Linked DNA regions of Mus musculus: regions 1 and 2 are each linked to region 3. A link is a loop called in an ENCODE intact Hi-C map of the cell type or tissue named here. Cell type or tissue: heart. All regions are shown on one strand. Region 1 holds the start of Cln5 (ceroid-lipofuscinosis, neuronal 5). Region 2 holds the start of Gm41234 (a long non-coding RNA gene). Region 3 overlaps Scel (sciellin).

The links. Hi-C counts contacts between places; a loop is a spot of excess contacts. Peaks named below come from ENCODE experiments on the same cell type or tissue, not always from the same donor. Only the 100,000 strongest peaks of a DNase experiment are listed, where the experiment ranks them.
Region 1: a loop joins it to region 3, with 5 times the contacts of the local background. A loop is called at or near these places in 22 of 42 quality-filtered maps.
Region 2: a loop joins it to region 3, with 4 times the contacts of the local background. A loop is called at or near these places in 3 of 42 quality-filtered maps.

What each region holds. Positions count from the first base shown.
Region 1 is chr14:103,066,437-103,074,436 of GRCm38, reverse strand. It overlaps Cln5 (ceroid-lipofuscinosis, neuronal 5), which reads right to left and starts at 4,221. Exons shown (of 4, transcript NM_001033242.1): 1 at 3,970-4,221; 2 at 2,638-2,803; 3 at 1,025-1,250. The coding sequence starts at 4,091. In heart, CTCF peaks have their summits at 4,325 and 4,531 (motif pointing left); DNase peaks (open chromatin) are centred at 3,506 and 4,176; H3K4me3 peaks cover 1,919 bases; H3K27ac peaks cover 1,805 bases.
Region 2 is chr14:102,790,681-102,798,680 of GRCm38, reverse strand. It overlaps Gm41234 (a long non-coding RNA gene), which reads left to right and starts at 3,737. Exons shown (of 2, transcript XR_874909.1): 1 at 3,737-3,913; 2 at 7,366-7,668. In heart, a CTCF peak has its summit at 3,607 (motif pointing left); no DNase peak of the experiment used is centred here.
Region 3 is chr14:103,533,991-103,541,990 of GRCm38, reverse strand. It overlaps Scel (sciellin), which reads right to left. Exons shown (of 31, transcript NM_022886.2): 5 at 4,961-5,029; 6 at 1,374-1,412; 7 at 1-70. Among named protein-coding and RNA genes, the nearest start is that of Scel, 25 kb to the right of the region's middle. In heart, a CTCF peak has its summit at 4,417 (motif pointing right); no DNase peak of the experiment used is centred here.

The DNA of each region.
Region 1 (8,000 bases), 470 kb after region 3:
GAATAAAATAAAATACATACTCATATATGTAAAATAAAATCTGAAAAAAAAAAAAGACTGCAGGTTCCATTGTGGCCTGTTCCATCCAGCTCTGTGACCTAAGGAAAGTCTTAGCCCCCACCCCCACCCCCACCCCTACACACACTGAATTTTGAGTTAACACGTCTTAAAGTGTTGTGTAAAAACTAAGAAATAGCCAGATCTTTTCCTCCAGCCCTGGGATCATTAGCATCACAAAGAGTGCTTCCGTTCCAGCACGGTAGACAACCAACTTGTATAAAGTGAGGTTCACACACACAGTATGAGCTGGCCCTGAATTACCCAGAAGAGGCAATGGGCCAGGAAGGTCAATGTGATCCATGGTCGCGTAATAAGCTACCGATAAGAGTTCTGATGGCAAAAGAATCTGCAACATATAATGCCAGGAAGGCAAAATTTGCTGCGTCATCAACTTCCCAATACAAAACAGCAGAAATGTCCTGAAGTTCTTAAAGAGAACTGCCCGCAAGGCTCTCCTACAAGACCAGAATCCCACTTATTGTCTGGATAGCTTTAACCTGTATCTTAGTTTCGCCATCTGCACAATGGGGAGAACTGTAATGATTCTCTCAGGAGATGCCAGTAAGTGATCGAAGTGGAGTGCTCAGAAAAAAGACAGGCCAAGAAACAGCAAATCCTTAGTATTTCTCCCCGTAAAAATAAGTTATAACCACAATTCTTTTCAGACACAGTTAAGAGGCCTCCCTAATAGGGCATTTTATGGATCCCCTAACTGCTATCTATTTGGATTCCAATTTAGCTATACACAGCATCTGTTTCACTCATGTTTATCATGGACAGAGCAGATGAGCCTCGCAATTCCTAGCAAGGCTCTACATCAGGATCCAGTCGGCTCCGTGTGGAATGGAACCGGAAGTACAGACTACAAATGATCACCAGGAGGCAGAACATGGATGGCTGCGATCTCAGTGAAGGAATGGAATCTTCCACTTGCTCACTGGTACCGTCATCAAACCCTACTTACCGGATATGGTTGCAACGACTGACAGTGTCCCGTTTTCCTTCCAGTGTTTATCATCTATTCCTTCAAAAAAGCAGGCTGCCCCTTGGTTACACCAGAAGGGAGCGCTCTTGTCAGGCCGGAGGTGGGGAAATGTACAGTTGCCCAGCTGGAAAAGTTCATACCACTCAATTGTGTAGTTCTTGCCTGTCAGTGTGCTCCTGAATCCCACGGCGTCATGCATAAGTTTCTGTGTAGGGATAACACGTGTGAAGTCGTCTGCGAGGTAACCGTAGGCCCAGGTCACCCACGGGAGAGAGTTTGCTGCCCCACAAATGCTCACCATGCACAACAACCGCTCAAAGGGGCTATACTTCTGTGTCACTATCCTGGTGGTGACACCATGGCCCCTCAAGCTGCAGGCACCCATCACTTTTGTCCTGGCAACTAGGGCTCATTTCAGCACACATGTGAGCTGTGTAAGGACACTTGAAATCCTCTCGAAGCTAAGGAATATGGCAAACATGAAAAGCCTTTGGGACTGTTCCAGAGTGTGCCTGCCTCCCAGAGTGATTCACTGAGCCGGGAAGGGGCCTACAGCAGAACTTGGAGATCAAGAAGTGATTCCTGTCTGTTGTGACCTTCTTCTCATTCCTAGAAGCTGAGTATGCAAGGAGGGTTGAGATTGTTGCAAGGTAACCCCTCCTGAGAACACATGGACTGTCCAAGCCAACAGAAAGTCTGTATTCACAGGCCAAAGGGCTAACCTGGGAAACTTGTCCAGGTGTGTAGCCATGAGCCTTACCAACCTTGGCTTTACACACACACACACACACACACACACACACACACACACACACACACGGTTCATACATTTAGACACTTTCCCAGAATTCTTTACCATGATAGACTGAGTCTTTGCTCTTGTCTCAGCCAGGGTTGGGGTCTACATGCTGAGCTTTTAGGTCAGAAGGCATCAGCTGTGCTAAGGTCTGGGCGCCCACTGCAAGACTCTTCACAGCAAAACAGATGAAGGGCAGGGCACATGCTCCTCATGGCAGCCTTTGCTCTGTGTTTGAGACAGTGGTATCCTGTACCCCAGCTTGACTCTGGAATGGTGATGCTCTTGCTAGGACCTTCCAAGTCCCAAGATTACAGTTGCACAGCTCCATGCCGATCCAGTGGTAACTAACTCTTCCTGACTCCCAACATAAAGGTGCTAGGAACTATATCACAGGCTGCAGAGATGGCTGAATGGGTAAGGGTGCTTGTTATGCAAGCATGAAGACCTGAGTTCAAATCCCCAGCACGCATGTCGTACCTAAAAGCCAGTCATTTCCACTTGTGTCTGTCATCCCAGTGTTGAGGGCAGGAGTTGTCTCACTGGCCAACCAGTTTAGACAAAAATGTATGCTTCAGGTTCAGTGAGGGACCCTGTCCTAAGGGAATGATATGATGAGTGACACCCAGCAGCCTCCAGCCACTTGATGCTTGTGAACAGGTGCACACACACACACATAACCCGCACATACAAAGTTATCAATTAATATGACCTAGTAACCATTTGACTACTCATTTAAGTCAAAGTAATAGCTGAATTACTTAAGTAAAGCTACAAGATCAAGATGCATTCTTACAAAGTGTCCCAGGAGGTCTCCATATTTAAATTCCCAAATCGGGGCTTGTAGTCGTAAGACCTCGATGACGTCATTGTCCTTCATAACTGGGATGGGCGAGCCGGTAGGACAGAAAGTATACTTAGCTTGACAGTAGGGATCTGTCTTCGGACGGAAAGAGAAGCGCCTGGTGAGAAAGAGAACCATCCTCAGAATTGCTCTTCTAACAATCTTAACACGGGGACAAAACCTGATCTAACTTACAGCTATATACCAGTTGTCAGGTGGGAATGTCAATCGGGGCTTCTTTAGAGTCAAAAGACCAGTCAGCCTCCGTCTCCTGGTATTAGATAAAATACTTTGAGATTTACAATCTCTTTCTTGTTTTATTGGGTATTTAAGGTTTTTTTTTTCTTGTGAATATTTTCATGAAAACCAACCTCAACCCTAAACTTTTTTTTCTCTCATATATATTTAGAAGAACCAATTCATGAACAGAACACATGAATATTTAAGTTTGGCAACTGCTGGTTTTCACCAGAAATGCGAGGGCTACTATCATTTCCTGTTTTCTGTCCAGGGTATGTGAGCATGAAGATTCTGAGTTAAATTCCCTAAGACCGCACAGAGGATGAGCAAATGGGACCAGATTTGGTCTGCAGCCTTCAGAACTAAGAACTCCTTAGAGGAACATGCATCATGCCATGAACCCCCCCGCCCCTCATTCTGTTATGCAAAACATATGCTTTCAAAAGCTGCATCTCTTTCCACTTCACTATGCCCACGCCAGCCACCACTCCACCCACCCCTGTCCCCCGCAACCCCGAAGACCGAGCGCTTCTTGTTTCGCAATTCCCCACAGGCTGTCAAAACTTAGCTAAGTCAAAGACTGCGATCACCTCCTCAGGTCCGGAGCCCTACCTACCCTCCAGGTTGAAGTGGACCAACAAGGTGATCCTGACTAGCCTAGGGAGGAAATTCCCCGGGTCAGTCAGCTAAATTCCCCATTTAGCTCAGTAAGGACACAGGGGAGCAAGCAGGCTCCCTGTAAATTCTCCCCAAATGTTATGCAATGGCAGCTAACGATAAGGCATGAAATAATTGCAGTGTTTAAAACATTTTAACCTGCTCTCCAAGTCAGTAGCACCTAAAAGTCACTCCGTGCAGTGATGTCACTCTCCATTCCTCCCAGGACTCTGAACTGCCCAGAACCGGTGAGGATCCCCGAGTTGCCAACTATTTAGGAACTATGCTCTTAGTGTCGCCCGCCCTGTGCCCTGCGTCCCCGGGCGCGCTAAGGTATCGGATCCGCCCTCTCCAAGTCCCCTCCCCGCCCCGCTCCGTCTCACTCACTTGTAGGGCACCGGCCAGCGTTGCCCAGACGTCGGGGACGCGCCCAGAATCGTCGCCAGCCCGAGCAGCGCCAGCGCGAGCGCCGGGCGCCAGTGCGCTCCACATGGCCCCCCGCGCAGCATCCGCGGCTCCCTGAGATCCCGGAGGCTCCGGGGCCCCGGCGTCGGCCTTGCGTGCGCGCCGCCGCGAGGAGCCAGCCAAGCACCAGCGCCGGCTTGGCCGTGTGACCTCCGGGCGCGTGACGCCTCCCCTGTCCCGGCCGGGGCGGGGCGCCTCTGTTCCAGCGCGCGTGCGCTGGACGCTAAAAAGCCCTGTCCTCCCGGAAGGGTGAGACTGGTACTGCAAAACTCACTCCAGCCTGGTGGATGTGTGCTATGCCTCTAGCGCAAAGGTGCTTTCTGCCCTCCCCGCAGCCATCACCAGCCAAACCGTAACAACAATAAAACACTTATGAACTTTCTTGACCCACATGGCCCAGGCCAGTCTCCAACACAAATCTTCTGCTTGGAGACACTGGGTGCTCAGCGGAATTAAAAAATGAGGACATTACAGGAAATGATTGCCCTCTCCTGGCCTCTCTGAGAATGTTGCAAAGATCAGCAATGACAATATGCTTTCCGTGCTGCCATCGGCATCACCAGACTTGGACTGCTCTGCTCCGGTTCTGTCCTCTGCCACACTTAGTATTATCCGTGACTCTTCAAAGCTTAAGACCGACCAATAGAGCTAGGTTTAATCCATTTATCCTCCGGTCCTCCTTTGTCCAGTAAGTGTAAGATTGCTAAGAGCATCACGCCATACGGAATCAGGCTGTTCAGGCCACTGCACTGAGTGATGGCAACCAAGATCACTCACGTACGCTGGAGATGAGACTGGAACAGGCAGTATTTTGGAGATCTCCTAGCAAACCCACTATGTGTATGCACATAGGAGCTGCATGAGGTCTGAACTACAAAGCGAACACGGGATCCTTTTTGCTTGCCAACTCTGAAGCTCAAGAAGAGATAGAAATGTCAGATCCAGAAACCCTTTATCAAAAGTTTTGGACCTATCTGGGTTGTAGTGTGAGGCTGATATTCTCAGAGATTCCTCTGCCAAAGGTTCTAGCTGTTTCGTCCTTGCTGATGTATTTTCCAAAAGGAAAAAAAAAAAAATTAAGTCTGTAAATTTTAGGAGACAAAGTTTCTCAGGGAATGAAAAAAACAGGGTGTCATCATGATACTTTAACGTGTCCTAGCAGGTGATGGCTGGCTTTCTCTTTTTGACTTCAGGATGATAACTAGCCAGGCAAACGTGTTAAGTTCAAGCTCATCTTTGCTTTCTTATTTATAACTCTGTGAACTAAATAAATCACTATTCTGAGAAGGGTTTCCAGGTTGCTAAAGGTTCTGTCAAACACGACATGCTTTTTTGCTTCGGACACACCAATTTTCTAACCACATTTTAATGAAAGAGTAATGATATTTTAACTAGGTTTGTAGGCCTTAGATATACTCACCTGCTTTATAGGTGCTTAACTGCCCTAAACAAATACATCAACTGTATTGTAGCCTCTAATTTCAGATTTTTCTTAACAGTTTTTCTTGCCTATCACAGCATAATGTCAAAGATGCTACAATAGGTCAAAGGTGAGTTTAAAGGTTCAATTTAGGGTTGAATTTAGTAAAGTTAGAAATTGTAATAGTCACTCATGAGGAGAATCGATGGGGGCATCTGTTTTATTTTTTAATTATGTATGTATGTATGTATGTATGTATGTATGTATGTATATATGTATTATTTATGTAGCTGTCTTCAGACACACGAGAAGAGGGCATCAGATCCTATTCCAGATGGTTGTGAGCCACCATGTGGTTGCTGGGAATCGAACTCAGGGCCTCTGGAAAAGCAGTCAATGCCTTTCACCACTGAGCCATCTCTCCAGCCCCCGGGGGCATCTGTTTAATGTATGACACACATGTATGATATGTAAACCCCTAATTCAAAATCAAGAAATTTATAATTTACAATCTTTGACCATTTGCATTGATTCTTTTAGAGTAGTCTTTAAGCTTGAACTGAGTTACTGAATATGAGTTTTTATTTTCATTTTGAACAGTTATGAGTCTTTCTCAAGAAAACCAGCTTCATAACAAACATTTCTCTCTTTCTTACATGATTTGATAAAACATGTTGTCTGGACATGGAGGGACATCTGAAATCCCAGCACTCAGGAGGCTGAGGCAGGAAGATCTACAGTTTGAGACAGTCTGGTCTATAGAGCAATACCTTGTCTCAGAACAAAACCTAAAAAACTGCAACAAAGAAACCAATAAAAGTCCTTTGCTCGGACTCTGACTGCGCTCCTGCACTGTGCTTCAGCAGGCCAAACTAAAATGGAATTCTTGTGCTATCTGTGTGTAAACAAAGTGATTTAAAAATTTTTATGTGTATGCGTGTTTTGCCTGCATGTATGTCTATACATCATGTGCATGTAGGTCCATGATGTACTCAGAAGCCAGAAGAAGTCATCAGATCCCCACAGGACCCCTCTGTGAGGTGAGGTCTGGGAATTGAACCTGAGTCCTCTGTAAGAGCATCCGGTGCTCTCAGCCGCTGAACCTAAACAGTCAAATTATAAAGAAACGAAGAAACCCCCTAAGTTGGAGATTTATAGCAACCAATCAAAAAGAGACTTAAAGTCTGTCGATGTACTACAACAGTCTTTGGTGGTGGTTAATCTTCAGGGCCAACTTAACTACACTAAAAATTTCCACAGAAAACACACTTCTGAGTGCATGTTTGAGAGTGTGTCCAGAAGGTTGGACTGAAGACAGAAGACCCACGCTGAGTGTGTGCAGAACCATGCTGTGGATTTCTTCCTGGACTGAATAAGGAGAAAGCAGGGTGACCACCAGCATTCATATCCCTCTGCTTGGTTACTGCAGTGGCCATATGCCTCATGCATGCATCACCACCATGCCCCCTGCCATGTTAACTATATTCTTAAACCTGACCCAAAATCAACCCTTCCTTCCTTGCGCTGATTCTGTGAGGCACGTTATCATAACAGAGCAATCGATGCATCCTCTCTATCTAAACTCTTCCAATAACCTGATGTTACTTTTTGGACTTCTGTTTTCATTCTCCTGCCTTAGTTACCTTACATAAACCTGTCTCTGTGCCACAGTAACAAATCTAATCTATTTTAGTTGGGGTGCTGGCCAGTTTATGGCTCCCCAATAAAAGCCAAATTTGTGGATATATGTACAAAGTTTGCTGGTATAATCTGATGAATTTAGCTTAAAATTGAATTCCAATACACATAATGGTTCTGAAAGTCTATCTCGGGCCTTAGAGAAGATAAGTTAGAGCCTTTACCACTGAGCCACACCTTATCTTAACTACCCATAACAAAGAAATAAAGGGCACAAACCATTGGTCAAACAAAAGTATGTTAGTGTCAAGGTTTTGACAGAGATGGGATTTGCTAAACATACCCTACAACAAAGCTATGCTGAAAGTGTTCCTTTCTGAATTCGGACCTAAGTGGTGTTGGCTTAGAGCCACTGAGCAGATTTTCAGAGTCCTATCAGGCAGTGACAGAAACAGATCTGACCTCCAGAGCTCAGGACCAGACTGGAGAATGTTGTTTCCCATACCCGCTAGTCTTTATTCTCCTTTTCCTAATGATATCCATCGACACAAATGTCGATGCTGCTGCTCTTCCTTCTACTTGCTATCGATGTCATATGTACGTCTAATCTGGGCTTCTGGCACTAACATTCAGCCATGTGAATCTCATGCCAGGTCAAAGGCTAGAGGCAGCCTTCCAGGTGAGCCACCCACCAGATGTGCAGCCTTCCAGGTGTGCATCCTACCACACATGGTTTTGAGCAGCTCAAGTTAGACTTCTGCTTGGGTGTAGGTTCAGGTTGTTACTAAACATTGTAAACATAGGGTCACAGTGAATTTCTGCTGGAAGACATGGAGCTAATAATTTAATGGTCTGATAAAAAGCATCATTCCCGGAGACTGCAGATTTTATTAAT
Region 2 (8,000 bases), 740 kb after region 3:
TGTGTGTGTGTGTGTATGTGTGTGTGTGTGTGTGTGTGTGTGTGTGTGTGTGTGAGAGAGAGAGAGAGCATTAGACTGATAGACTTAGTCTATTTTATTTTAGAAATTTTATATTAAATAGTAATTTAATTGATGACACAGTCTGGATAGTTCTACAGTGGCTATCTTTATACTGGATGAACTGACCTTGAGGCTGTTCTGTCTGTAAGGCTGGTTGCCTCAGAAGTCCCAGTTTGGTACTGAATGCCTGGAGGATTCCTGAATGGTCACTTGTTTTCACTCCACATTAAGATCTTGAAGAAGGTGGGTTCTCATATCAGCAGCAGCAGAAGCAGGCAGAGTCAGGGTAGATGAATGTTCCAGGAAGACATGAAGGCAAGCAGTCAAAAAATCTCCTTTTACCTGGGCTGCCACTGGATGGTGGCCTCCTTCAGGGCATGTCACTTAACTCGATGAAAAAAGAAGGTGGCCTAGTTGGCCATCATTGGTAAGAGAGGCCCCATTGGTCTTGCAAACTCTATATGCCCCAGTACAGGGGAAGACCAGGGCCAAGAAGTGGGAGTGGGTGGGTAGGGGAGCAGGGCAGGGGGAGGGTATAGGGAACTTTCGGGATAGCATTTGAAATGTATATAAAGAAAATAATAAATAAAAAAATTTAAAAAGTGCCTTCCAGGTGTGCTAAGTGGCTTGTCTCTTGTTTTCTTCTACATCCAGCCAAGCTGACAACCATTGTGAAGCCTCAGAGTGTGCATGGGGTGAGGGACTGACTGATTTAAAGGATTTATTAGGTCAATGGGCTTGCACTGATTTGAAGGCTGAGACATGTCAAAACTGACCATCGAAAACCTTTGCTACAGTCTAAGTTGAAAAGTCAAAATCAGGGAGCGTGTTGGTGTAACTCTACTCTTAGACCATAGCTGAAGACACAGATGTCAGGAGCCCCAGAATTGAAAAATATGGGACTGCCTGAAGAATGTCCAGGCCCTGGAAGACAGGAATGAGCCTTGCCTGCCATGCTGCTGCTCTCTGTCAGAGTCTCCTTTGTTCTTTTATAGTGTTTTCTTTGGTTCCCAACCACCTTCCATGCTCTGCTGTTCAAGCTGACCTAATGCCTTTCACTTCTGCTACGCCCTCCGACAGTGAATAGCAGTGCTCCCCACCAATCAGAGAGAGGAATATTGTTCATATTTCTTTGCTATCCCTCATCAGCTAATTAGTTTTCCACAATACAAATCTCTTCACTGATTTTCTGCCCCCCTCCCCCCATATGAACCTCCTCACCCAGGCCTCTCTGCTGTGTTTTCTAGATTATTCCAGCAGTCTCCAGGATGGTTAATCTTATTTGTCAACTTAACTGGGTTTTAGGCTGGTTAACATTACTGAGTGTGTATGTGATAGTACTTCAAAAAGAAGTTAGCATTTGAATCTCTAGACTAAATCATCTGATTTAGGGATTTTAGGGAAATCATCTGATCTCACCTGAATCAGGTGGTTATCATCTCACCTAAATAGAGATTTTCATAGAATGAAAAGGCATATGGGAATTCTCTCTCTTTGCATTAACAATGAGTGTACATACTGATCTTTTCCTAAATGTGGATCATAGTTTCTTCAGTTTGCACACAAATCATGGGAATCACCCTCAATGATGGCACAAGTCAGTTCTTTATAATTATAATGGCTACTTATCATCTATTATCTATCATCTATCTATCTATCTATCTATCTATCTATCTATCTATCTATTATCTATTTCTATATCTATATCATCTATCCAATCATCTTTCTAACTAATTTTCTACCTATTCAATTATCTATCATCTCTATCTATCATATCTATCTATCTATCTATCTATCTATCTATCTATCTATCTATCTATCTGATGTTTGTCTGTTATTAATTGGCATCTTGCATTGGCTCTTGTGTTTGTTTCTTGTGGAATCTTTAGCAATGCATTTCTCCTAATGGTTTTGTGGTTTTTGATCCCTTTTCTCCATCTGCCAGTTTGATGGTCTTTCTAAAATATACTTTCAGTTATGTTCGCCTAGTTGCATCCATTCAGTATTTTCCATTTAGCCTACAACCAGAATCTTTTCACTGCCTACTTTGTATTACAGTTGCATGTACTTTTGCTTTGCTCCTTTTCCTTGAATAGAAACTAAGAACAGGGACTATGTGTCCTTAGCTTTATGTTTCCAAAGTATATAGTGGGGTAGCTCGTTCTACAGAATGCCTATGGGAAAACTGCACCAAATGGAATGAATGCTATATCCTTTATGTTTCCCAAGGCAGATATAATGATTAATTAAAGAAAAATGCTGAAAAACATTGACAACAGGAAACTGGGTCATCTTCAACAACTATATCAAAAATTTCCTGGGTTAGTTACACATTTGTAACTCTGGGCTTATCTGAAAATATCTTTCATCAATAAACTACTTAATAAAAAAACCCTCATCATTACATGGTTAGTGTTGGAGATATGAAGTCTCAAAAACAGTGGCCTGCATTTATAGATAGACTCCAAAGAAGATGGTGGTGGGAGGTAGTCAACAGAGCTAGAGGCAACAAATAGGACAGCATGAGTCAATGGGGTTTAGGACTCTCTACAGACAGCTAATGAACATTTAATGAGCATCCCAGAGGGGTTGACTGTTCCATACTGTTATTTAAGGACCATTTTCTGTTGGCCAAGATTACTTGGTGAATCTACAAAGCCAAGTGGCCTTTTGCCAGATTTCAAGTGATTTTTTTTTTTTTGTCTTGTCAGTTCCTCCCTGCCTCTCACTGTTACAGGGAATGGAGAAGAGGAAACGAGATGGGACAGACTCTAGTTTTGGTCTGCTTCAAGCACTATTTTGTGATAAAAATGGAACTCCTTGCTGCTCCTCTTAAAGACATGAAAACTTTTCTGCTTAGAATCCCCGACTCATTCTGCTTGGAAACAACTGCATTCTTTCTGGGGTGGATACCCTGAGTTTAAGTGCAATTGGCCAAGCTGGGGAAGAGCTTCAGTCCAGTTCTGGACAAGAGCCTCACAACTTCCCACTGATGATGAGAAAACAAGTTTTACTCTTTACAAGGAGTTAGAACTATAAGCACAATCAATAGTAATGTTGGACCTAGCCAGGGCGTGTTGGATGCTTTGATTACCAAAAAAAAAAAGTTTATTTTTTAAGCTTTTGTTTATTTTTATTTATGTGTATGTGTGTCTGTCTGTGTTTTCTATGTGTGCATGGGCCCCTGTTCAGGATAAAGGAGGGCATGAGATCCCCAGGATCAGGAGTCATAGGCAGTTGTGAGCCCCTTGACTTGAGCACTGGGATCTCAACTCTGGAATCACTCTTAACCATTAGTTTTTTCCATCTCCTCTCTTCATTTGTTTCACCTATACATGCATACAACATGTTTTTGATCAAATTTACATCCATTCTTTCTCCTCTAGTTCTTCTTCAATCTCCTTACTGCTTACTTCAATTAACTTCACATTCTCTAAAAACAAAACAAAACAAAAGAAAACAAAACACAAACTAAACAACACAGCAAAACCCTCACTAAGCCTACTTAGTGCTTTCTGTATGTGCATGGGTATAGGGCCATCTGCTGGAGCATGGGTAGCCTTTAAGCCACTCGATCACAGAAGACATTCTACTAGATTCTTTCCAGAAGCCATTGATTGGCAATAGCTAGTCCGCTAGTGAGTGGGATTTCATGAATCCTTTCCTTTCTAGGCTGAGAGTTCAGGGATCTTTATGGAAGAGGAGATAAAGATCAAAAGATCCAGAGGTATCAGATATCTGCAGGAAACATCGGTTGAAAAGCATGTGTGTTTTGGTGCACACATGAACTTACGGTTTCTGTGCCTGCATGCACAAGATCTACACAAGATCAAGGAAGCCAAGCAGCTTGCCGGTAAGAAAGATAATCTCATTGCAGCGTTCTAGCAGTCAAACCCAGCAGTTTCCAGTAATATACGAGATTGTGCATAGCTACTGCTTGTGAGTACTGCTTTATATTCCAGGAACTAAGGGAAGCACACAACCTAAAATACTTCATTCATTCCAGTCATATATATTGTCCTGATAGATGGATTACAACTGTTAAACTCAATCTAATGTATAATGTCAATCTAAGATATAAAGGACATTTACTTGACACTATTTAGTGAGTAAATAGTGAGTAAGGAAGAAACATCCTGTACTTAGAGGAATGAGTATGCACTAGGATCTCAGTGGGGGAAGGGAGGGATGTTGCTGTGATGAATGGCAAATTCCCTTGGGCATCTCCTCTAGCCTTCATGAATACAAAATGTGGTTTTGTGCAAGTGTTTCTAGTCTGTGTGTTCCTATAGTCTGTGCGATCTTCAGAATTCCTTTACACTATATTCTCATGCTGGTAATGGAGAACTCAGAAAGGAAGCAATTTTCCTTTTTTTTTGTTTTTCTAACTGAAAACCTAGAGGGCCCTCAGTGTCCACTGTGATTTAGATTTCTATGTGGCCACTAACCAAAGCACTTTGAGATGTGTGTATTTTTTTTTTCTAGCTAAAATCCCTTAAGAGCATCCATACAGCTTGACAATTTTCAGGACAAATCCTCTTTAAGTGAAAAATAAACAGGGATTCTTGAATCTTTCCTTCTGTTTCAGGCAGAAATCCCAGCTGTTTGCTTCTCGCTTCCCTCCAACAAAAAGAAAACAAGAGACTGCATTCGTGCACAGCCCATAAAGCTTGATGTTTGTCTCTTGCAGGGCTTGTAGCTTCTGCTGAGCATCTATCTGGCTACCCCCTCCACATTCTGCATAAGCTCTCCCATCCTCCCATGCTTCTCCAGCCTCACGGTGACTCTATGCGCGCAAGCCTTCCTTACTTTCGCCATTGCTTATGCATCTTTAGATTCATCTCCAGTCTTAAGCGGCTGATGGACCATGCTGCCAGTTACCTTTACAAAACATCATGTGCGTGTTTTTGGTCTCAAATCTGCTGGGAACTGGTGACAAGCCTCTCATGGCTTCTTAAAGGCTTTAAAATAAAATGTCAACTTCTTGGTTTGAGGGTTGGGAGTTCAATTTAATTGCTGACCCTCTTCCTTTATTGATTTTTTTTTTGAGGTCAATTGTGGATTAGATATGTAAGCAAATGAAGCCAAAATGCAATACCTAATGGCTGCTGAGAATGCTGCAGCTTGGGGCTTGGCAGGAGGATGATGGGGGAGACAGTGGCCAGGATGTGGTCCTTTTCCCAAGCTTGCCAGAGGTTATGAACAGCCACTGAGAGAGATACTGGGCTTCCTTTCCTTTTGTTTCAGGCCCCCAGGATTATGGCTCAGTTGGGTATGACTGCAGAACTTGAGAGACTTCTTTAAATCTTAGGGAGTGACCTATTTGATTCTGGAAATGTGGTGAGCTGGTCTTGTATGCAGACCAGAGAGTTGCAGGAGAGTGTGGTCTTGGAATCCAACTTGGTTTGGGAGTTTCTTCCTCTTGTCTCCTGTTTTGGGGGCATTGAGCTGGGATGCTGAGGTAGAGGTACATCCTTATCCATGTCTCTTCAAACCAGGAAAAAATTTGCTTTCACAGGTCGGGAAATAGATGGTGAGAAGGCTGTGACAAGGACCTAGGAAATCAGTATTGCCACCACATCCTTGTATTATCCATCTTCAAGCTGAAGGGTGATGCTTGTGGTGGCATAACGTTTCCTAGAAGAAGAATTAATACCTTTCATTTGGTAGCATGTGCCCTGGCCTTCCTGGTCTCAGAGAGACAGGTTGAAGTAGAGCTTCTGAGAGAGTTAATGAAGACTGGAAAACATGGTCAACTCAGTTGGGCTTTGTCACCTGGGTTCTCCAGACACAAAGTTGAGTTCTAGAACACAAACAAAAATTTACCCAGCCATTCTGCTACGAAATAAAATAAAATAAAAATAAACACCACTGACCTCCCACTTAAGAAAACACAGTACAACTACTTAGCACTCTATCAGTTCTCAGCACAATCCACATCCTCATATATGTTCATTCCAATACCCTACGTTTATGTATTGATTTCTTTATTATGTTAGGTTGATGTTAGGTTGTTTGGATTACAAGTAGGAGAAAGCCACCAAAGTCCCAGCAATGTCTCTGGCCCCATTTGCCTTCATCTGGGGTGTAAATTGCTTTATGATGAGGATATTTTTCTCTGTATTTTGTTTCTTCTCATGGATGGTCTTTAGTATCGAATAACTTTACAGTAAGTGCTATAATTTAAAAGGAAAACCCTTCTTTTCCAAGTGCTCTTACATGAAACATAACGGAGAAAGTATGATTAGCTCAGTATGAAGGGCAATCAAGATCCCTTGGCCAATTTCAGTAACCAGGGATGGACACTCACAGCAGCTAGATTTGGGGTTTGTGTCCTAGTTTACTCCATGGGACACGTAGTAGGGAAGGTGGAGGGAGATTCCTTGATTATCACATTAGAAGGGGTTTTGAGTTTCTTGAAGGAAGGGGACTGAACAGGGACGAAGTCCGTATCTACTATACAAGCTGGCTGCCTCATACTGTAGCTCTGTGTTTATCTTTCTCATTTGGTTCAACATTGGATTCAAAGGTACCACACACTGAAAAAGATCACATGCTATCGATCTTAAGAAATTAGAAGGAGGTGATGAAATCTAGATTTTACTCCATTAAATAAGTAAAACGAATTCCCAGCCTTGCTGCCTGGTGGTACTATGGCATTTGCTGTAAGCATCATAGCCAGCTGGGTCATCCATCACATTAGGAAAGGATACTGGCAGACCCCTTGTCCTGCTTCTCTTGGCATCTCCCTACTGCTACCTGAGGCTCCATGTGAGCTGGGACCCTGGAAGCCTGCAGAGACAAGGCTCTGGCCAAGCTATTTTCCTTGCTCATTGGGATTCTTCATGCTGCTCAGTTTTCCCAGCTCATGGGAGCGTCTCCATTAAGTGGAGTCAAGGGTTCTGCCACCAAACTGGTTGATACCCCAAGTTATATTTTTAATCATGTGTCCCAAAATATAGATGAATACCTTAGAAATAATTTCAGCTTTATAGAAAAGTTACCTGAACAGAACAGACATACCATATCCCCTTCTACCCAACTTCTCTTTCAATAGCAGTGGTGAACTGTCAAAACTAAAGAAATGATATTACCATTAAGTTACCTTATCCAGCTTTTAGCAGCATTGTGGAAAGTAATATTTTTTTCTTTGAGGATACCATTTTGGCATTAACTAAATTCTTTTGGGTTAATCACAGAGTTAATTTTGTGACGCTAAGAGGCAGCTATTATAACTGATTGTCCAAATGGTGTGTATTTATCATCCTTCCTTATAAGCATATTCTATGCAATGTAAAATTTTAGCACGCATTATGGAAGCTGGAGACTACTACCCCTTTGGGACCCTCAAGAGGTCATTCTCTCATTCCTGACCTGCTTCAAGAGAAGTCCCCATCACTTTCTGGATTGAAAGGCGACATGAAATGACAAGGCAATATGCCAACCAAGTGCAGGGACCAAGAAGACCAGCCAACCTCCTCAACTTCCAGCTGATGCAGATCCACATAGAGATCCAGCCAAGCTCAGTTAAATCTGTGCTAGAGCAGAAGGGCTACCCAGGTGCACAGTTGACTTGTGGCCAAAATAAATGTTTATTATTGTAACTCACTGAGGGCTTGCTAGTACTCTAATATTACAATATTCTGGATAGTCATGTGACTGGGTCGGGACAGAGTCTAGAGTTTATCATACAGCAGCACAGGTTACACTATCACCAACAAGTTCAGATAAATTTGTTAAATTTTCAGATATTGGGTCATTGAGTGATCAGAATTGTTAGTGGCTTCAGTAAATATTTCTGAACTATTTCCATTTCAATGGATTTGAATAGAAAACTTATACATGTAAAATATTCTTTAACATGTTTACACCTTATTATGGGCATGTCTGTGTGTGCTTGCATGAGTAAATGTATATGAAGTTCAGAAGAGATCATTGCA
Region 3 (8,000 bases):
CTTCACAGGAGTGGTAGCGGGGGTTGAAGCTGTGGCGGTAGTGTTTGCATTGAAGGAGCTGACAGCTGGCCTGTTCAACGAGAAGAGCAAAAGGTCATCACCATAACTGACTGAGAAAGTCATTCATGCATGGTGTTAATCATGTGGCATCCAGGCTAATCAGCGTGACATGGTATGGATTTGCATTCTCTTCACCTCATTATTATGTTGGGTTGACAGAATCATACTATGCATTAGAAATATGATCTTAAGAAAAAAATTGAAAGATACACAATGTAACCTCCACTTGGCATTTATGAATATATTCAGATCCTCAAAAGAAAAAAAAAATAAGGCCCTACCAACCAAAGAGCATTCACTGGCTGGAATGAGGTCCCCACCCCAGCACATATGTAGCAGACTGGCAGGTCAGTCTTCATGGCTGCTTCGTCTGGCCTAATTAGTCAGAAACTTGATGTGCTAGTGTGGGGGGATACCCAGGGGTGGTTCCACCCTCTCAGAGGAGAAAGGGAGAGGGGAATGGAGTGGAGAGACTTGGTGAGGGAGGGACTGGGATGGGGAACAGCATTTGGGAAGTAGGCAAATTAATTAATAGGTAATGAATGATGAATGAATGAATGAATGAATGAATGAATGAATGAATGAAAATGGCAATGACCCAGGGACTGTTTTACACATTAAGATTGGGATCCAGCATAAAAACTTTATCCATAAATAGTTTTTTTTTTAAAGTAACATTTGAAAAGTTCCTCTAATTTGTGTTGCCTATAAATACCAGGAGTATATGCCGAGGGAAATATATTTGATATCTCATATTGGATATCTCACGATTCAGCACTGAGGGAAAAAGGATGAGGCGTGGAGTGAGAAAGAGTTGGTTGCCTAAGAAACGGGAGAAAGACCGAGTCCGTTCTTTTGCTTTGCTTTGTGTGTACTTCTGTGCGCCACTTCCACAGCTGGTGCCAGAGGAGGCCAGAGGAGGGCACCAGAGACTCTAGAACTGAAAATACAGAGGGTTGTGAGCTGCCGTGTGGGTGCTAGCAATCACATCTGGGTGCTCTGAAAGACCAGCCAGGGCTCTTCACCACTAAGCCAACCCTCCAGCGCTGAGTACATATTTAAACATAAGGCTAAAGGCATTGATCTAGGCCTTCGTGATTGATTACAGTGATGGTAGATGAGCGCTTATGGTGCAAGCCCAGCCAGATAGTACTTGATTCTTTGAAGCTTATTTTGTTTCTTCTCCTCTGCTTCTAACTCGGCCAACGGCACAGGGGTGTGGTTCTCTGATGGCATGTTGCCTGAACGTGGTAAGCCCTGGTTGTTTTTAAATGCATACAAGGAAACACACATCAGTTTAAGAAAGTACTTACGTCTTGGTTGATTGTGGCGTTCTAAATGAGGACAGTGTTCTAGAAGAAAGAAACAGTGGTGTAGTTTGAGCAATGGTGAGAACCAAATCAATGCTTCCTTTATTTCTGCTTGTCCACAAATTTAGTTACTAGGAAAAGCTAAAGATTACTTGAGGGGGGAAATAAATCCATAACTATTTGAATTAATTTGGTAAGATGCTTTCATGATGCTTAAAATCTCCTGTACTAGAGCTCAAGGTTTTCTTCTTCAGAAAATTCATTATTATTTAAGTCCAATGTCTTAAGATGCTAAACTCCACAATTTTCTTAGCAATACAAATGTAAAATGAATAACCTTAATACTGGAACAGGGGCATGCGGTAAGAATAAGGCCCATAGCAATGGAACCTCTGGGCCTGTAAGCCAGACATTTCATTCTATTGTGAGTAAGTACTTGAGAACTGTTGTTCTAAAACTATAGAAGGTAGTGTGGCCTGCACAAGGCTGCACCAGATCAAGCCAGTCACCATTCCAGAATATTGCAAATCCAAGCCCTCCCCCCCCCCAGCCGAAGAGGTATTGTCAGTCAATGGCTTCTAGAGGACAAAGTTTTTCTTTAAGACTGCAGTTTCTTGTAGGCTGGCTGTGCTTCAATAGATGGCGCCACACCCATGACTACATAGGCAGCGCTCATTTGACTTGGGCTATACAAGGAGCATTAAAGACATGGGGGCGGGGTCAGCAGTTAAGAGCACTGGTTGCTCTTCCTGAGGATCTAGGTTCAATTCCCAGCACCCATATAGCAGCTCACACCCTCATGTGGCCTCCTCCAACACCAAGGTATGCACACGGTGCACAGAGAAGCCTGCGGGCAAGACATCCATGAGCATAAAATAAAAAGAAATAGAAGTTGAAAAAGGATGCTGAGGACAAGACATGGATCTAGATCTAGAAGGAGTTGCAGGGAGGGGTGGCAGTGAATAGGACCAAAACGTATTCTATGCACATGTGAAAGAAATGTTCACAGAATTCATTGTTAAATACAGGGAGGGTGAGAATGTACAAAAACACATTAAGCATGACTGTGAGTTGTTAAGTAAAAATAAATAACACTTAGAAAAGAATATATTTGAGACCTTTCCAAAGGTAGTGTGCGCTAGTACCTATCGCTTAGTTGGTTATCCAAGGTTTGGGCCTTGTCTGTTTTGGTGACAGTACTTCTGTCTGACACCCCTCATACACAACGGTGAGCAGTGGTTGGCTTGTCAAACTTCTTACAGATTCTCTCTCATGCCTGAACAATTTTACATTTAGTCGTTTTCTTATAAAAGAACTGTTTTCCATGTGTTAACGTTTTACAGTCTTTGAAAGTAAAAAAAAAAAAAAAAAAAAAAGAGGAGCTGGTGAGGCCACCTGGATATCGCTTTGGATTCTGAGTGTATACTTTCGTTAATTGTTCTCCTTCCTGACTCACTGGGATTTTTAACTCACCTGTGATTATTCATATTTTTATAGTGCAATTGTGTGTGTGTGTGTGTGTGTGTGTGTGTGTGTGTGTGTAATGACTCTACTTCCTATGTTGGTAAAAGGTATCAGTGAAGTGCTTCACTAGTCTTTAAAAAAAATCTGTCGCATAATGCTCTGTGTTTGCCAAAATCAATTTCTTTTTCTCCTGAGCAGACAGAAGCCACATTTACCAACTTAGGGTGGCCATTAAGTTGGGACCTTTCGATTGGGTTTTAAAAAGTGTGAATAGAAATGTTGTTACCACATCCTGATCCACTGTACAGCTGCCTGAATACACTCTAGCTCTTTCTCTCTCCTCCACTACAGTTTTGGTGCCATGGATCGAAGGCAGCAGTGTTTATATGTAGAAAGAACTTAGCTGCCTGAATCACTCACTCCCTGAATACTAGACTCTCATGAGTGAAGCCATTATCTATTTTATTAAACCAGTTAGGTTTGGGGAGAAGTGGGGACAGATTAAGAACATGCTATCTTAACAAATTAGTTTACTTCAACAAATCGACTAAGGTTGGGTCCTAGAAGAGAACCTAGTGTTCTCCTTAGATGGACATGTTATTGAATCTACTCCGTAGAGCCATACATTAACACACCTGAGACGCTTCTTTTTCAGGAAATGATGACTAACACAGAGGCTCACAACTGGCAAAGGTGCAGAGAATAAGAAACTGCAAAATTCCCAGCCCTAAAAGGAATATATACAGCCTACTCCCTCCTGTCAGAGCTCAGGGATCTATCTCATGGCAGAAGAAGTGGCAGAAGGAGTGTAAGAGATTAAAATGGGTAGCTACAAAGGAATGGTGTGTTCTGGACATAGCAGGGCAGGTGTGCATATAAGTTCACAGAAGCTGTGATAGTATGCATAAATCCTGAGCAAGCCAAAACCAGACCAGGTCCCAGCATCTGAGGATGGGAATAAGAAGTGCCACTCCTCACCATGGAACTATTGGTGACCGTTAGCTTCTTGGAAAGAGGCAGTTTTTCTCTAAAACTATCCCCTCATAAGTTGACCACACTCTGGTGGGGGATCCCATATCAACATGAATTAGTCTTGATAGGTTAGGGAAAAACACAGAATGTAAAGTTGTGTAAGTGTGGTGGTTTGAATGGGAGCAGTCTCCATGGCTCATTTGTTTAAACAAGTGGTCCCCAGTTGGTGGATCTGTTGGGAAGGATTAGGAGGTAAGGCTTTGTTAAAGGAGGTGAGTCACCAGGACTCAGTACAAGCACCACTCCTAGAGTGCTCTCCCTTCTTCTGCCTCGTGGTTGTGACCAAGATGTGAGCTCTCAGCTGCCCCTTCACTACACCATCATGGACTCTAACCCTCTGAAACCAGAAGCCAGTCAAATAAGTCTTTTATAAATTGCCTTGGTCGTACCGTTTTATCAAAGTAACAAAAAAGTAACTAACACAGTGCCCGTGGAAGGGATGGATCTGGGTGTGGAGTTAGAGAGAATACCATCAAAATCGATTGTATGCAACATTTATTGCAAAGAAATAGTTAATTTCTTTAAAGGTTCAAGGGAAAGCTTTACTCCCACAAGAGAACACTAGGGGGCGCCCTAACCTCGTCTTTTAAAAATAATCTCTAGTTTCAGGATCTTTAGTTTTCATGTCACAGATTATTTATTTAAGACTCGTTAGCACGATTCATGTTTCTAACAACGACGTGTATATTTACAAATAGTTTCTCAGAAGCTGTTTTTTTTCTCCAGCATCAGAGTGGAAGAACCCCGATTGGAATACGGACTGATATTCTTCCGTTTACATTGAACTAACAGATTTCATGCAGGTTCTGTCTAACCAGCCCATACCCCACACTCAAGTCATAATCTTCTAAATTAATCTACTTCTCCCTAAAATCTAGACCTCTGGAAGATAATATCTCTAGCTAAGATTCTGTGCATTGAGGAAACAATTCAGTCTTCAGAGGCTTCTTTTTGACATAAGACAGCGCCAGTGCAAAGAACACTCCAGTAAGGACTCCCCCCCCCACCCCCCTCCCCACACTGCATTGTAAAAATGGGATGCAATGCTAGCACATGGTGATTTTAAGCGCTGTCATGGGTCACAAGCACCTCACCTGTCCAGCATGTCCTCAGATCTGTACCGGCTAATTGTGGCTTTTGGCTCATCTCTCTCTATTAATTTCCTGTAGAAAACAATTACCAGAAGACAAAATTACAAAAATAGCCTATAAAACCTATCATAAATTTGAAAAAAATGTCGAACTATTTGTCTAGGTAGGGCACATGTTACCAGTGTAAGACAAAGTTGGCGTACACAAGTCTTCCAAATTTTGACTTGGGTAGAATTAATTAGGGCAAGCTCAATTCTTACTGCTAATAAATGATATTTTGTTGGTTCTGATGATTTTTCCAAACCTTCATAAAGCTCCGAAGTGCAACATACTCACACTGAAATTAAGGCTATATGAAACGAATGCTAATGGTGGTCAGTTGCGTATGCCCTTTCAGTGTGGGTTCCCGCAGAGTAGCAACTATCTTTGTGTTCTGAGTTTTAATCGATGCTCTGGCAAGGGGCGAACTCCTAAAAACCGCCTTCTTTAACGTTCAGCACCATGGACAGGCACAGAGGCCAAACACTTGGTGCAAAAAAGAAAAAAGAAACGTGCAGAGAAGGAACAGAAAATCCAGAAAGAAACCGGGAGAAGAAAGTGAGAGATGAAATGATAGACTGACTGTAAAGGGGAGATGGGAGAGGAACAATAAGGGAAAACTGGAGAAATGCAGGAAGAGAAGAAAGATTTACCCATCTGATCAAATAGAAGGGCCCTACTTAATACTTTTGGAGTCCTGTGACCCACAAAGAGCAGGCTTTGTGGGAGATTATCGAGTGATTTATTGTATTTGCAATTCTTGGTTTACATTTGAACTCGAAGTAGTATATTTATTTTCAATGCAAATATTTGGAAGTAGGCAATATAGAAACATTTTACTAGCTGAAAATGCATCTTGTTTACCCACTCGGGGTTAGAGGGAGAAATTACAGACGCATATCCAAAGACCAAAAGTGTTAGGTGTTATAAAAGAGGGGGGAAATTTCAAGAAAATTATAAGTTAAAAAATCAAGTGTTAAATGTAAGAATCAGAGGATTTTCTGATAAGGTGTAGCTTGGTCTAGGCTCTGAGGATAAACAGACCTGAACATTTATAAATGGGCGGATGGAATATAACCGAGAAGGCAGAAAAGAAGGAAATGAAATTTCTCCACTACATTTCTCAAGTCTTACAGAAAACTTCCATGTGAAGTCAGAAGCCACGCTGTGGTTCTGACTCACGTATTGCGTAAACTCAGTGGGGGTGGGGGGGCTGCTGATGACCTCCACCAAAAGGCCCCCTGCAAATGGTTTATAGCAAAACAAATCTACTATGTGAAAAGTACTGGATTCTGTTTCCAGCACCTCAAACAAGCAAACACAGGAAGCAAAAACATAAACAAATTTACAGTGGAAACAAAACCCAGCCCCTCCGCACAAGCTTCAGGCTTTGCCTGAATGTGTTCTGCTCGTAGCATGAAAGGATGCTTCCTGAAGTCCTGCGCCCAGCAGAGAGCAGGCTTCATGGGGACTTATAGCAATACGTAGTATTATTTATTTTCATTCTCTCCTCCCCCTCTTCCACCTTCAACTGAAATGCAGATTCTATGGAAGCTGGAGCTGTTGTGGATCTAGTTTTCCGCTCAATGTCTGGATCTAAGGATATTCCATAGGTGATATCAACTCGATTTGACATGATTAAATGATCCGCCCAAAGAACTACATAGTGCGATTTTCTAGTTTCAGATCATATGACTCTGTTATCTAAGGTGATGGGAATATATTGATTCAGTCTCTGCTCCAACAGCTTTCTGTGCACACTCTCACCTCTGTCGGAAAGCCCTCCCCTGTGCCAACCAACCAGCCTCACTTAAAACTTCCCCCTCATTCTCCGGGCAGTGGCAGCCACCAAAGGCCACTTCCTTGGTGGGTGGGGTCTGAGGTTATTCAGGCCAAAGCAATCTGTACAATAGTTACTTTTTTATGGTGAAGATTATGGTAGCTCAAACTCTCCTCCATTTGTGTAAGAGCTTCTAAGCATCCAAGGTTGTTTCATGCATCTCTGTACTCTCAGAACCCAACAGATGCCCCCGAGGCTACGCGACTGCCTCGGGAAACCCTCTGGGGCTGGGTTGAGAAGTGACAAGCAGAGGCATTTGAGGCAGTTCCAGGAGAGGCTGCCATACTTCTTGAGGAGACTTATTTTGCGATATTAGCTATAGGTCGTCTCTAGGGTCCACAGAGTCCTGTTACTGGTGATCAAAGCTTAGCTAACTGCTTTAGCCAAAATGCTGGCCACCAAGAGGAGGAATTCAGGAAACCAATATGATTTCAAATGTGAAGTTAGTATGGATGGCATCGAGATGCCCTTATACTAAGGTGTACTGTGGGCACACTGAGAAGGCAAGCCTTGGCTCTCACTGCCAGTTTCCACGTTCATGCTGCATGCGTGTGCCCTCTAGTGATCCAGGGGCAGGCTACTTAAAATGCACGGAACAATTTTCATTGGTTGTTTGACTCAAATAATCAAGGTCTCTTTACTTGGTGAAATGAGGGACCACTGTAAACCAGGTTCCACTCTCTGAAACAACGAAAAGGAAGGCAGAGGCACCAGTGGTAAGCCTCTAGACCCCAGAACAGCAAATTAAAATTCCTACAGAAAAAAAAAAATCAAACTCCATTGAAAAATCTGTCATCATACTGATAGACCAATATCTTATTTTATAAAATAAAATTGTTTTCGAAGTACTTTCAAGGACAATAAATCAGGAAATGGGGGCAAGGGACAAGTTTAAACAAGATATATGGTTCATATGTATAAAATGAAACTGATTTTTTAATAGTAACTTTAAACAAGAGTTAAAACCAACACTAAATCCATTGAGTTAAAAGCTGGCATTGAAGAGAGGAAATTATATCAGGCACATTTGGAACAGGTCAAATTTATGAAGAGGTTTAAAATGGTTAGGAAAAATTCACAAGTATAAGATTTAAAAGTAGATACATTTCACGGCGTGTGTGTGTGTGTGTGTGTGTGTGTGTGTGTGTGTGTGTGTGTGTGTGT